Linked DNA regions of Homo sapiens: region 2 is linked to region 1. Evidence: chromatin contacts called from ENCODE Hi-C or POLR2A ChIA-PET data. All regions are on one chromosome and are shown on one strand. The core of a region is the stretch at or near the end of the contact, and the rest is flanking DNA. Distances in the headings are between cores, read along the strand shown. Region 1 holds the start of LINC02363 (long intergenic non-protein coding RNA 2363). Region 2 overlaps IRF2 (interferon regulatory factor 2).

Evidence for each region. A loop is a pair of places that touch in the nucleus more often than their neighbours do. ChIA-PET counts read pairs that join two places held with the same protein, here RNA polymerase II (POLR2A). Pooled maps may share reads with other maps.
Region 2: a loop to region 1 is called in a map of GM12878, with 2.9 times the contacts of the local background. The contact joins the enhancer-like site here to the promoter of LINC02363 in region 1. A Hi-C loop is called at or near these places in 4 of 168 maps with a recorded cell type or tissue (CD14-positive monocyte, GM12878 and naive thymus-derived CD4-positive, alpha-beta T cell), 29 of 37 single-sample maps with no recorded cell type and 15 of 50 pooled maps. POLR2A ChIA-PET finds 5 or more read pairs at or near these places in 11 of 52 experiments (B cell, GM12878, H1 and 8 more).

What each region holds. Positions count from the first base shown.
Region 1 is chr4:184,349,925-184,356,590 of GRCh38, reverse strand. It overlaps LINC02363 (long intergenic non-protein coding RNA 2363), which reads left to right and starts at 2,614. Exons shown (of 3, transcript NR_040108.1): 1 at 2,614-3,278; 2 at 6,313-6,502. RefSeq lists an enhancer at 2,544-2,613.
Region 2 is chr4:184,417,774-184,424,439 of GRCh38, reverse strand. IRF2 (interferon regulatory factor 2) reads left to right here. Exons shown (of 9, transcript NM_002199.4): 3 at 4,872-4,971; 4 at 5,732-5,908; 5 at 6,227-6,273. Among named protein-coding and RNA genes, the nearest start is that of LINC02362, 39 kb to the right of the region's middle. RefSeq lists enhancers at 5,220-6,419, 6,298-6,597. Within about 2 kb of position 3,324, at least 6 of the 41 ENCODE cell types and tissues checked have a DNase peak (open chromatin) inside an H3K27ac peak, as active enhancers do; they include B cell, CD14-positive monocyte and GM12878, where a contact is called at or near this core.

The DNA of each region.
Region 1 (6,666 bases), core at 1,365-3,864:
GAGCCTGTCTCGGCATAGGCTCCACAGGATTGTCTGGCACGTCCCTCATTCTTGCCTTGCGCCAATTCCTGCATGAGTGGGAAGTGAATTTCTATTGTGTTTCATCACTGAGGTTTGGGGCTTTTGTGTGGTAGAAGCCACGTTACCTTAATTCAAGGTGATTTGTGATTCACTTTCTCCAGAATGTCAGCCCAGGCATGCTGGAGATTTGGCTCTGTAGTGACCAGATAATTGAGGGTATCTGGTAGGGGATTACCCCAGGTAAGACCAAGTTACTTTGAGCCAACACTCAGTACCTGTTGACACATTTCAGGACAAGAAGGAAGCTTGACGTTTAAAAGTTAATCCTGTGGCCTTGATGCTGAGTGAATTTATAATGCAGAATAAGCCCCAAAAAGAGACATCTATTTACTACAAATTTTTATTATTTACTTATTGTTATTATCTTTTGAGACAGGGTCTGCTTTTGTCACCTAGGCTGGAGTACAGTGGCATAATCACGACTCACTGCAGGCTTGACCTCCCTGCCTTAAATGATCCTCCCACCTCAGCCTCCTGAGTATCTGGGACTACAGGCTGGCTAATTTTTAAACTTTTTGTAGAGACAGGTTTTCACCACGTTGTCCAGGCTGGTCTCAAACTCCTGGACTCAAATGATCCACCCACCTCGGCTTCCCCAAGTGCTAGGATTACAGGCGTGAGCCATCGTGCCCAGCCTACTACAAATTTTAAAGGCTCTTTCTTGGAATTTCATTATCCAAGTAAACATTTTGGGAGTTACCTGCTCCATAATTATTTATTGATAGATTTATTTAACTGGAAAAGAAACACCAAGGCCTTTATATTCCCCATCCTAGTTTATGCAAAATTGGTTAGATGTCTTAAGCAAAGAAAAAAATAGTCCTAACAACCACTTGAATTTCTAAATGCCTTAAACAATACCTATAGGCTACTAAACTGGCCAGATAATATTACAAAATTGGCTGTGCTGTGTTTTTCATTTCAACCCTTTCTCTGTAAGGAAGGGTCCCCAGAAAAGAACAGTTCACTTTCACTTCAGTAACTGGTGGAGATTATCCTCCCTTCCTTTTTCAGACTGTCCCATAGACTTCTTGCACTGGGAAATTTGCCAAGTTCCTCACATTTTAGCCACATAAGGCAAAACTCACCGGAAACATGCATTTCCCTTCTCTTCCAGCAACAATGACTTTACCCAGAGTCACCAGGAAGTCCTGTCCACTGTCAGCTGTGCAGTATGTGTGTGTGTGTGTGTGTGTGTTTCACCCAAAATGTGGCATGAAACAGACTTACATAAAAAACAACAGAAAGGCCTTTTTGCAGCACTGCTTGGAAACCCCCATCCTGCTTGATAAGCCTTCTTCGCTGTGTTGCCCCTGCAGGGGCCACTCCTGCCTAAGCTGGGTGGTGGTCCCCCACCTCACCTGTGGGCAGCTCATCCTGGAGGACACAGCATGGGTGAGGGGGTGCCTATTCTCAGTTGTCCCTAGGCACAAAAATTCTGCTACTTTTCTTTTTTAGGAAAGTGATTCCCTTCCAGAAAATATTTTTTTCTTGCTTCAAGTAGAATACTTTTTTTTTTTTTTTTTTAAATACAGGGTCTCACTGTGTCACCCCGGCTGGAGTGTAGTGGCACCATCACGGCTCACTGCAGCCTTGGCCTCCTCAGGCTCAAGTGATCCTCCTTTCTCAGCCTCCTGAGTAGCTGGGGCTATAGGTGAGCACAACCACTCTCAGTTAATTTTTGTATTTTTTGTAGAGATGGGGTTTTGCCGTGTTGCCCAGGCTGGTCTTGAACTCCTGGACTCAAGCGATCTACCCACTTCGACCTCACAAAATGAGGGCTTACAGGTGTGAGCCACTGCACCCGGCCAGCACTCTCAGAATTGATCCTTGTCATGTTCCTCTCACCCATCACTGTAGCTGAAGCCCTGGAGAAGCCACTGATTACCCTCTAATCGTCCTAGGTGTTGGTTTCTCTGTTAACATAATGTCTATAATCGGAACTCTTAACCAGGAAAACTTCCCAAACAATATAAATTCAGTGAAAATATGTGCACTGCTCATACCTGGTTCCCCCGGTACTGTTGCTGCATAAGAAGTCACCCCTTAATTTAGTGGTTTAAAAAGATCATCTTATTTATGCTCTCAGAGTCTGTGGGTTTGGAATTTATTTTATTTTATTTAATTAATTAATTAATTAATTATTTAAGATGGAGTCTCACTCTGTCACCCAGGCTGGAGTGCAATGGCACGATCTCCGCTCACTGCAACCTCTGCCTCCTGGGTTCAAGCGATTTTCCTGCCTCAGCCTCTTGAGTAGCTGAGATTACAGGCAAGTGCCACCATGCCCGGCTAATTTTTTTCTATTTTTAGTAGAGACGGGGTTTCACCATATTGGTCAGGCTGGTCTTGCACTCTTGACCTCGTGATCCGCCTGCCTCAGCCTCCCAAAGTGCTGGGATTACAGGCATGAGCCACCACACCTGGCGGGTTTGGAATTTAGACAGCAGGAGTGGCTTGTCTCTGCTGCATGACAGCTGGGGCTGTGACCACTGTGGGTAACGCAGCAGCTGGGGTGTATTATGGTCTAACGGCTCCTTTCCTTATATGTCTAACCCTGGCCTGGAGCACTGGAGGATGAGGTCCGCTGACTGCAGCGTCCATCCTGGTCCTCCCCAGGCACTGTGGCCTCCCTCACAGCATGGCTGCCTTGGGTACTCGGACTTCACGTGGAAGGCCAGGGCTCCGAGAGCAAATGCCCCAGCAAGACAGAAGCTCAGCCGCCTTTGATGACCTAGAAGCTAGGCAGCATCCATTGTACTGCCTTCTATGGGTTGTGAGTGAGTCCCAAACCTGCCTTGACTCAAGGAAACGGAATTAGGCTCTACGTCTTGACTAGGTAGTGGCGAAGTTCTGGAAGCACATGAGTAGGAGATACTGTGACGGTTTCATCTTTGGAAAATACCATCTAGCACACCTGAATCTGCTTTCAGGGGGTGTAAGGGGATTTCCATGGCAAAATTTGAAGCCACATGTGGTCACTGCTTTGTACTGAGGAAACAAAGTGCTCTGGGCATCCAGAAAGGGGGTACGTTTTTTCTTACTGGGATAAATCTGGCTGCATTTTAGCTAATCCTGGAAAATTGATCGACAAAAGCAAAGGACCAAGAAAGCTGCTTATATCAGTGTCTCCTCCACCCTCAGCCTCCAGTAGCATCCCTACGTTTTACAATTTTATTTATGTCACTTTAAATAAGGTAAGCTCTCCTTTGCTGTTCTGGTGTATTTAGACATACACGTATTTTGCTGTCTTGGGTTCTCGTGATAATACTCTTACATCTTTGCACGCTTCATTTTGACCCCTTCCTACTACTTTGATTTTCCCATGACTTTATTCAAAATTTGGAGAGAATAACCCACTCGGCTCTCTTCTCCCTGGTTGCTTTCTCCACTCATTCTAGCTACCTCTGCTCCATAAAATTATGCTCAATCAAGTATCACATTATTTTTATCTTTAGTTGTATGTGTCGTTCCTGTGTCAAAGAGCTTACCCTGTGGGTGCTGTCCAGCCATCTTGAACATTTTGCAAGGCAAATTTATTTATTTATTTATTTATTTTGAGACATGGTCTCACTGTGTCACCCAGGCTGGAGTGCAGTGGTGTGATCATGGCTCACTGCAGCCTCTAACTTCTGGGCTCAAGCAATCCTCCCACCTTAGCCTCCCAAGTAGCCGGGACTTCAGGCAGGCACCGCCATGCCCAGCTAAGTTTTTAAATTTTTTTCTAGAGACGAGGTCTCACTATGCTGCCCAGGGTGGTCTTGGGCTTCTGGGCTCAAGTAATCCTCTTGCTCTGGCCTCTTAAAATGCTGGGATTACAGGCGAGGGCCACCGTGCCCGACCTGGCAAATTTATTGAAAATTGGGGCAATATTGAATCATCTTTGTATCCCACTGACTAGCAAGAAGGTAAGATACCATGGCTGGCTCAACACAGCTACTACCTAGAAATACACTTCTGTGTTATTCAAACCAGGAGTCAGGAAGGAAAACTAATTGAAAAATACCTTCTGAGTATCTGAATTGGGCAATTGCTATGGGGAACAGAATGACAAAGAAGCAGTACCCCACTCCCCAGAGGAGCTTCCCATCTGCTGGGGGTGCCAAAGCATGAACACATAGAAAGGTGAATAACCACAGCGTGGCAGGCAGGATAATGACACCCCTAAAATGTCCACATCCTGATCCCCGGACCTGTGAGCATTAGCTTACATGACAAAAGGGATTTCGCAGATGAGATTAAGTTAAAGATCTGAGATGGGAAGATGAGTCTAGACTATCCAGGTGGGCCCAGTGTAGTCACAGGGTCCTGATAAGTGGACAAAAGAGTCAAGATAGTTGGAGTTAATGCGAGTTAAGACCGGACATGGCTCTCTTTGGAAGACGAGAGGGGCCTTGAACCAAGGAGTGAGAGCATCTCTAGAAGCTGGCCAAGGCGGGAGGGAACACAGCCCTGTCTACACCCTGATTTTAGTCCAGTGAGACCTAACTTGGACTTCTGACCTTCAGACTGTAGGATAACACAGTTGGGTTGTTTTAAGCCACTAAGCTTGTGGAAATTTGCTATAGTAGCATTTGGAAACTAATACAAATAGCAAAGTTAAATGAGATAAGAATCCAGAAAAAAAGTGTCATAGGTCAATAAGCCAGAAATCGCCGCATACTGGAGCTTCTACTGCAATCTCATACGTTCATCCGCCTCATCGCCCATGAAAACTCTCGTTTCTGGAAAACGAAGGGTGAAAAATAATTAGCTCATGGGAAAAGTAGAGGTGGGCAGACCATTCAAAACTTAACGGAACTTATAACCAGAGCCTTGTTACTATTACCAAGAACAGTAACGATGCTAGTTGAAATATCAGTATAATCGATACAGTTAAATCTCCACTGGCGTCACATCTCCCTCCCACCGTACATCCTTTGCAGTTTTATACCCTGGGCTTCTGATTTCCTCCTTGCAAATGAAGTGTTCTTTTTTTTTTCAACTTTTATTTTAGAATTAGGGGGTACGTGGGCAAGTTTATTACAAAGCTGTAATTTCATGATGCTGAGGTTTGGAGCACACATGAATCTGTCACCCAGGTAGTGAGCATAGTACCCAATAGATAGTAGTTTTTAACCCTTAACCCCCTCTCCTTCTCCTGCTTTTTGTATTCCCCAGTATCTACTGTTCCCATTTTTTGACCATGTGTACCCAATGTTTAGCTCCCACTTACAAGTGAAAACATGCGATATTTGGTTTTCTGTTTCTGAGTTAATTAACTTAGAATAATGTCCTCCAGTGCATCCATGTTGCTGCAAAGGATGTGATCTCATTCTTTTTTATGGCTGCGTAGTATTCCACAGTGTATATGTGCCACATTTTCTTTATGACATTTCTTTCTGAGACCGACCTGCTTCATTAAAATAAAAAATACAACCTGAAGGTAGCCTGTTTGGCCAAGCATTTCTTTTTAAACACCGGGGGATACGTCTTTGCAGATTCTTCATCTTCATTTGCAACTTTCCCAGATTAAAAAAAAAAAGTCCAGTTTAAAAGTATAAAGCACTCATGGAAGACACTTCTGCTGGTAGTCCGATTTTTTTCTTAAAGTTTTCAAACAGTGCTAAAGTTTTCTATTTAATTCTGAAAACCCTACTGCTCATGGCCTCAAAATATTAATCTGCTTGGAAAAACTGATGAACAGCAAACTGTAATTGGTAGATGCCATGAGGGCTGTTGGTTTAAATGAGGGTGGGAGCAGGTTGGGGAGGCCTCTTGCTGGAGGTGGGCTCAAGCTGAGCCTGGAGAATGAGTCAGACGGGAGCTTACAGCATCACTTTCCAGGTGGAAGGAGGAAAATATGGTGCCCGATCCAACATGGGGTGTCCCTGGTGGGCTTTGTTTGGCTCAGACACCCCAGTTGGTGTAGTCCTATTGGCCAGAGCAGCCGCTCTCCCACACCCACAGCTGCTGTTGGTCCTGGGCTTGGGCCTGGAGAAGCCCCTCTTCAGGAGGCTGGGCCAGCCCTATTCTCACACCTAGAGATAGCGCAGCTCCCTCTCTTGGCGTTCAAGCCTCTTGGCCCCTAATTCCCCCTTCAAAGCAGCCTCCTGAGCTTTTGAGGGATTGTCACTCTTGGAGGAAATAAAAACGTAGAAAAATATAGCAGAGCACTCTAGGGAATATGTACTTTCTCAACTTTTCTAGCCACCATCCTTTAAGCAATTATAATGCTTCCGGCTATCACAGGACATTGAGAGGGAAAAGGCCTCATCGACATACCAACTACAGGCCAGGTGGACCTTCGGTGCACACACACCCCAGCGCCCACAGAGATCCAGGCCTCCTGTGTATGAATGTGTGCCATGAATTTAGACCTATTTCTCGCCTTCCGGGCTCTCTATTCCTCATCCTCCATCCAAGTGGCCATCTTGTGCAGGTAATTCTTTTCTCTCCCCTCACCCTTTCCCCCTGCTTCTCCCTACTCTCCCTCCCCCTGTTTCTCTCTGAGTCTCTTTCCCCCTTCTGCCTTCCAGTGCATCCTCTGCAATTTGAGGTGACCCTCTTCTCCAGCTGCTGCTGCAGAACCCCAAGTGTGGTCCC
Region 2 (6,666 bases), core at 2,075-4,574, 67 kb before region 1:
TGACTCAATCACCTCTTAAAGGCCTCACCTCTCAGTACTGCCACATTGGGGATTAAATGTCAATATAAGTGTCATAGGGGGCAAATATTCAAACCATAGCACCTACTTTTAATAAGTTTGAAGGAGGGTGGGAATGGAATGGGTCCCTTGGATTCCTCTGAAGGAACAGCGAGGAAGTTTGGAAAAGTGCATTATAACCAGCTCATGAATGAGACCTTGGCTGGGGCAATTTACCTTTGGTTATGGGTATTTGCAAATGTGCATAGCATGTTTGAGTAGCCCAATGACAAAAAGAAATAGGATAGCAAATTTTCATATGCCTGTATCTAGATGTATGAATATTTTGCCTTATCTTTGTGTGTGTGTGTGTGTGTGTATCTGTGTGTATCTGGTATATTAAAGCAGCTCCCTGACAGCATACATTGTAAGACATAAGGGCATTTTCTTATATATCCACAATATACCATTGTTAATTGGACAAAATTAGTACTGTTTAATATCATCACTGCTCCATTCATATTAAGAATGCCTTGAGTATTCCCAAATAATCTTTTTACAGTTGATTTGTTCAAATCAGAATTCAAAGACTGTCCACAGGTTGTGTTTGGTGTTTATGACTCTAAGTCTCTGCTGACTGTGGGCCTCTGTTTTTTTCCTTCTCGCCATTGACTTGTTGAGACCAGGTTAGTTTTGGGTTTGTCCACATGCTTGCTTGTGGTTCCCTGGGCCATTTCTTGAGGAAGGAAGGAGGCAGTCACATCCGGGGTCCTGGTTTCTCTCGTGGCTCCATGTGACCCCCAACTCTGGTGGGGTTATTGATGTTCTTAGTTCTTCCTGGATCCATGCACTAAGGCAGGGGAATCATCAGATCTTTCCCTTTTTTTCACTTTGAGAGTAGACTTGTGTTTGTGTAAACATCAGGCTATCTCTGACCACGGTAAGGAGTCCAGACAAAAATAGCACACTAATTGGAACGTCTTGCAAATGTTGGGGGGAAGAAGAGGCAGAGGAGATAACAGAACTAGTTTCCATGTGGGGCCAAGGAACATTGTTCTACATTGCTCAAAATAATGTCAGATGCTTTTCTGAAGTCAAGCAGCGCTCATCTCTCCTGCCTTCCTTCAGATGGGCAGAGTTGTGCACACACGTACAAATGGTGGGCCCTGGCATGGCGCGTCTGTCTATACACAGCATGTACCACCACCACGTGTGCAGGACTGGTCACTCGGGGATGAGACACCTGGCACATACTGACGTCACGGGGTCTACACACACATAGCAACACCGTCATGTCCCATGGAACACACAACTTGTGACCAGAATGTTTACTGGTCAGAATCTCTTTCAGTTTTAAAATGAATCTTGCTTTCTCTTACCTTTTCATATGGTCTTCTTCAAAAAAAGAATCTGTGATACAATTTTAAAGATATTTCTGATAAGTTTATTAGTCTTTTCTTTTTTTTCCTGAAGTATGAAAAACTAGGTAAAGGTGACATGTAGTTTAAAAAATATTTACCATTTTAAAGTGACATTCACGATGTCATGCAGCCATCACCACTGTCCAGTTCCAGAACTTTTTATCCCTCCAAAAGGAAATGCTGTACCCATTAATCAGTCACTTCCCATTTCCCTCCCCCCTAGCTTGTGGCAACCAGTAATCTGCTCTCTGTCTCTATGGATCTCTGCTCTCTGTCTGCTCTCTGCTCTCTGTCTTTTCTGGAATATTTCATGTAAATGGAATCATTCAATTTTTGGCCTTTTGTGTCTGGCTTCTTTCATCCAGCATAATGTTTTCAAGGTTCGTCCACATGGTAGCATGTGTCAATACTCTATTCCTTTTTGTGGCTGAATAATATTCCATTGTATGGATATACCACATTTTGTTTACCCATTCATCAGCTGATGGACACTCGGGTTGTTTCCATCTTTTGGCTTTTGAAAGTAGTGCTGCTATGAACGTTTATGTTTTGGTTTGAATGTTGGCTTAGAATTCTTTGGGTATATATCCAGGTGTAAAATTCCTGGATCATCAGGTAATTCTGTGTTTCACTTTCTTGAGGAATGGCCAAACTTTTTCTCCAGAGTGGCTGTACCATTTTGCATTTCCACAGCGATGTGTGAGGATTCCAGTTTCTCCACATCCTCACCAACGTTTGTTATTTGTGTATCTTTTTTTGGAGACATGTCTGTGGGTTAGTCTGTTTCATGTTGCTACAAAGGACTACCTGGGGCTGGGTAATTTATAAAAAAACGAGGCTTCTTTGGGTCAGGGTTCTAGGCTGTACAAGAAGCATGACCTTGGCATCTGCCTCTGTTAAGGCCTCAGGATGGGAGGCAAAGGGCATTACATGGCAAGAGAGGGAGGAAGAGAGAATGGTGCAGGCGACAGGCTGTTTTGAATAATCAGCTCTCACCGGAGCTAATGGAGTGAGAGCTTACTCATTACCACGAGAACGACACCAAGCCATTCTTGAGGGATCCTGCCCCATGACCCAAACACCGTCCACCAGACCCCACCTGCAACACTAGCGATCAAATTTTAACACGAGATTTTGAGGGGACAAACACCTGAACTATTCCAGTCTACTCAGGCCTGTTGCACATTTCAAGAGGGTCCATAGTGTATGTTGCTGGGTTTGGTCAGCGCTTTTGTAGTTGCATGGCTTTTGCGGTTTCTGTGGGACTAGGTTTGGTTGTGTGTGTGTGTATGTGTATGCATGCATGCGTGCAGATGCTTAAAAAGATCTACTTTATCTGTATCAATTTTGTGTCTTGCAAGTTAGATTTCAGATTGTGTCACCCTAGAACTCCTTTGATCTAGAAAAAAGTGCAACAGCAAATTCTTAAGAATCTCGGTGTTTAAGCATAAAGCTTTAGATTCTGGGCATGCACTTCAGGAAAAGCTCTTTCACGAAATGAATTTTCACTTGTATTCATTTTCATGTGAACATCAATAAATGGCATTAAGTGATTTTGCTGTCGATTTTCATCTACATTAAAGCATAAAATGTCACTCAGCCCCTTTCTGATCACTGTCCTTTTGAAATTGGCTAACCCGAAGCCCTCTCTGTGGATGATACAGAATGAACACCGAGGAATTTATGAAAAAGTCTCTCACTTTCAGTTCTCCTTTAATAACTGACTTTTTAGAAGATGGTAGAATTTTCCTTTTAACAGGTTTTGGGAAACTCTCCAATGTTCTGAAATAGTCTTTGTTCTGGCTTTGTGATTGGTTCTGTGGAGAGGCGCTGAATCTCTTTGGGGACAGCTGGGACCCTTTCTGTGTTTCACTATGTGAGACTGAAGTGGTGGAAACTCCCTGCTGACATTTCCTCTCCTTCCTCAGCATCTAGTGCAGGGATCCGCATACCTAGCAATTACCAGAACTGCCTTGAGAGCTTTGAAAGAGTACAACCTCCTGGGCTTTAATCTCCACAGAATCCAGGTCTCAACTGGTCTGTCATAGGACAGGGACTCTTCCAAATCTAAAAGCTGGGAGACAATGAGTGGGTGATTAAGTAATAGCATATGGAGTCGCATGACCTGGGTTTTGAACTTAGACACTTATTATCCTGCAAGTTCCTTGACTAAATAGTTAAAATCTGCTTCTTGGTTTCCTCAGCTATAAAATGGAAATCGTAACATATACCTCACTCAGTAGGCTGTGGGAGGAAGACAAAACTGAGGTCCCTGTGGATGTGGGTAGTCAGATGCACAGTGCCAATGGGACCTTAGTACCTGCCGGTACCGCCACAAGAGCTGCTTGGGCCAGGTTCCTCATCTGTAGCTTTACTAAGAGTACGGCTTTGTTACTAAACCATGGGTTTCCAATCATGTGTTTTTCAGGGTTGCTTGAGGCGGTTTTGAGTTACAGACCTCAACACTGAGAGAGATGTAGAGATAGTCTGATATAAGGATTGTATTGAGGGATGTTTCTCCAGAAAAATGTGTCATTTCATAACCTCTACCTCTTTGTTTGCACTTCTTGCTATTTCTTGCAGGCAGTAGACCCACAGGGATTCGAACATTACTTTCTATTTCTGTTGGATGCACAAGCAAATGGAGATATTTGGTTTCTGTGACAGTGGCCTCAGATGTACCCGACTTTTCTTTAGTAGCATCAAGGGTTTTGGAAACTTGTCTAATTTTTAATTTACCTAAGATAGCTGGAGTTACTATTTACCAAACGACGAGAATAAATTATAAGAGTAAGCATTAGAAGTTTCGGTAGGTGGCCATTTTTCTGTGGTTTTATAAAAAAAAGAGGCACAGGGCCGGGTGTGGTGGCTCACACCTGTAATCTCAGCAGTTTGGAAGCCTGAGGTGGGCAGATCACTTGAGGTCAGGAGTTCGAGACCAGCCTGGCCAGCATGGCAAAACCCCATCTCTACCAAAAATACAAAACTTGGCCAGGCGTGGTGGCACATGCCAGTAATCCTAGCTACTCAGGAGGCTGAGGTGGGAGAATCTCTTGAACCCAGGAGGTGGAGGTTGTAGTGAGCCGATATCGCGCCACTACACTGCAGCCTGGGCAACAGAGCGAGACTCTGTCTCCAAAAAAATATATTGAAAACTAGAAAAGAGGCACAAATAATGGAACACACAAGGTCAAATCATCACCTTTGACCTTGGAAAACATTCCTGCTCTGCAAGACTTCACGAGACTGACTGTCACTCGGGGTAGTCTATCAAGATTTGGGATCCAGCGGGGGAAGTGGGTTTGGTTTACAGTAGATTTTCTTGTCAGCAGTCAACACATTCAGCGATGCTTGCTGGGGAATCTTGCTGGCTAGACCTTCACAACCTTTTGCAATGGTGGGCCAAAACCCATGACTCCAGTTCTTTACCTTTTTTTTTTTTTTTTTTTTCAGGAAAAGAAGATTTTTCAGATCCCCTGGATGCATGCGGCTAGACATGGGTGGGATGTGGAAAAAGATGCACCACTCTTTAGAAACTGGGCAATCCATACAGGTACTAAAACTCCCTGCGGCGTTTATAGAGGAAGGCACTCTTGCTTAGTTTTGTTTTTATTACACATAAAATAGCCTGGCTTATGACCTCATGAAGATGGCTCTGAAAAACCTGTGACTTGTCCCTAGGCACATCCAGGACACATGGGGTACAAACTGCAGCCCTCAGAAGTAATGCTCCCCTCATCCCATACACTCTTAGTCCTTCAATTTCCTATAAATGTGGTATTCTAAGAAGTTCCCTAGGTGTTACCGGGGAATAGAAACTCAGTTGTTCTGATGCTATAAACTTTGGTCAAATTTATCTCCCCCCCAAAAAGGTAGTCAGAAATACCTGTATTTATTACAACCTTTACGTAGGGAGCTGTTTACAGGAATGGACTTTGTTGGAGCGTCAGATGAAAAAGAGGCACTCAGCTTCCCTCTGCCTGTTGACTTTGCAGCCTCTCAGTCTTCTATATTTTTCTTACGCTGATGCTCCATTCTTCCAGCATTTATAGTTTCCTCAAGCTGTTCAGTAGAACCAGGGTGACCAACTTGTCCCAGTTTGACTGGAACTGTTCAGGTTTTAAAAACAAAATTCCCACATCCCAAGAACTTTCTCACCCCCAGGTACACCAGGACGATTGGTCACTGGAGGTATAGCATGGAGTGAAAAGGTTTCCTTATACTGCCTGACCAGCAATACTGTGTTTCCAGAAATTCCTTCCTCTGTATCTAATGTTTTCTCTCTTTTTCTTAATCTTTGTCTCTTTTGTTAGGAAAGCATCAACCAGGAGTAGATAAACCTGATCCCAAAACATGGAAGGCGAATTTCAGATGCGCCATGAATTCCTTGCCTGATATTGAAGAAGTCAAGGATAAAAGCATAAAGAAAGGAAATAATGCCTTCAGGGTCTACCGAATGCTGCCCCTATCAGAACGGCCTTCTAAGAAAGGTAAAGGCATTTACAGACTAAAATAAGGTAAATCAATTTGTGTCATCGTGCCTTCGTGATCTCTTCATTTCTACATCTGCAGTCAGTTTGCAGGTAGAATAGCCTGTTCATGCTGTAGGGGATCATTCCGCCCCTACCTGGCTTGGAAACAAGACTTTCGATTCACCAGAGGCAGTGAAAGATACATGTGGAATTTTGACCATGTACAGATTAAAGCAACAGGTTCATTGAGAGTTTCAGAAAGAATTTAATTTGAGGGAAATGTTTCTCTGGAGGCCCTTCGTGAATTAATCCAAAACTACATTTTTGTTGCCACAGGAAAGAAACCAAAGACAGAAAAAGAAGACAAAGTTAAGCACATCAAGGTAATCTTGGGTGATTCAGAGAGAAAGCCAAAGTTGGGATCCTATTAATGACTCATATTCTGCCTTGTAAAGATGAGTCACAGGACCTCAGTGTGTCCTCTTTCTTCCTTTGCTTGTGTCTTCTGTGCTTTACATGTTTGCTCTTCAGCATGTATCCACTTGCAGACATGGAGGTACACAGGGCCCTGCCTCATCCCGTTTCTCTGGGAAATTTATGAATGAAGTCACAGATTCTCACTGTGCTCGGCAGGCTGAGGCCTCCATCTGGCCACCACAGCCGTTGCCAGTGGTCATTTTGTGCCAGCTAAACTCCACAACAGCTTATTCTCATACTATTAAGTATATTTTCAGGCTATTAAGTATACTTTAATATGTATTAAATGTTATAGACCT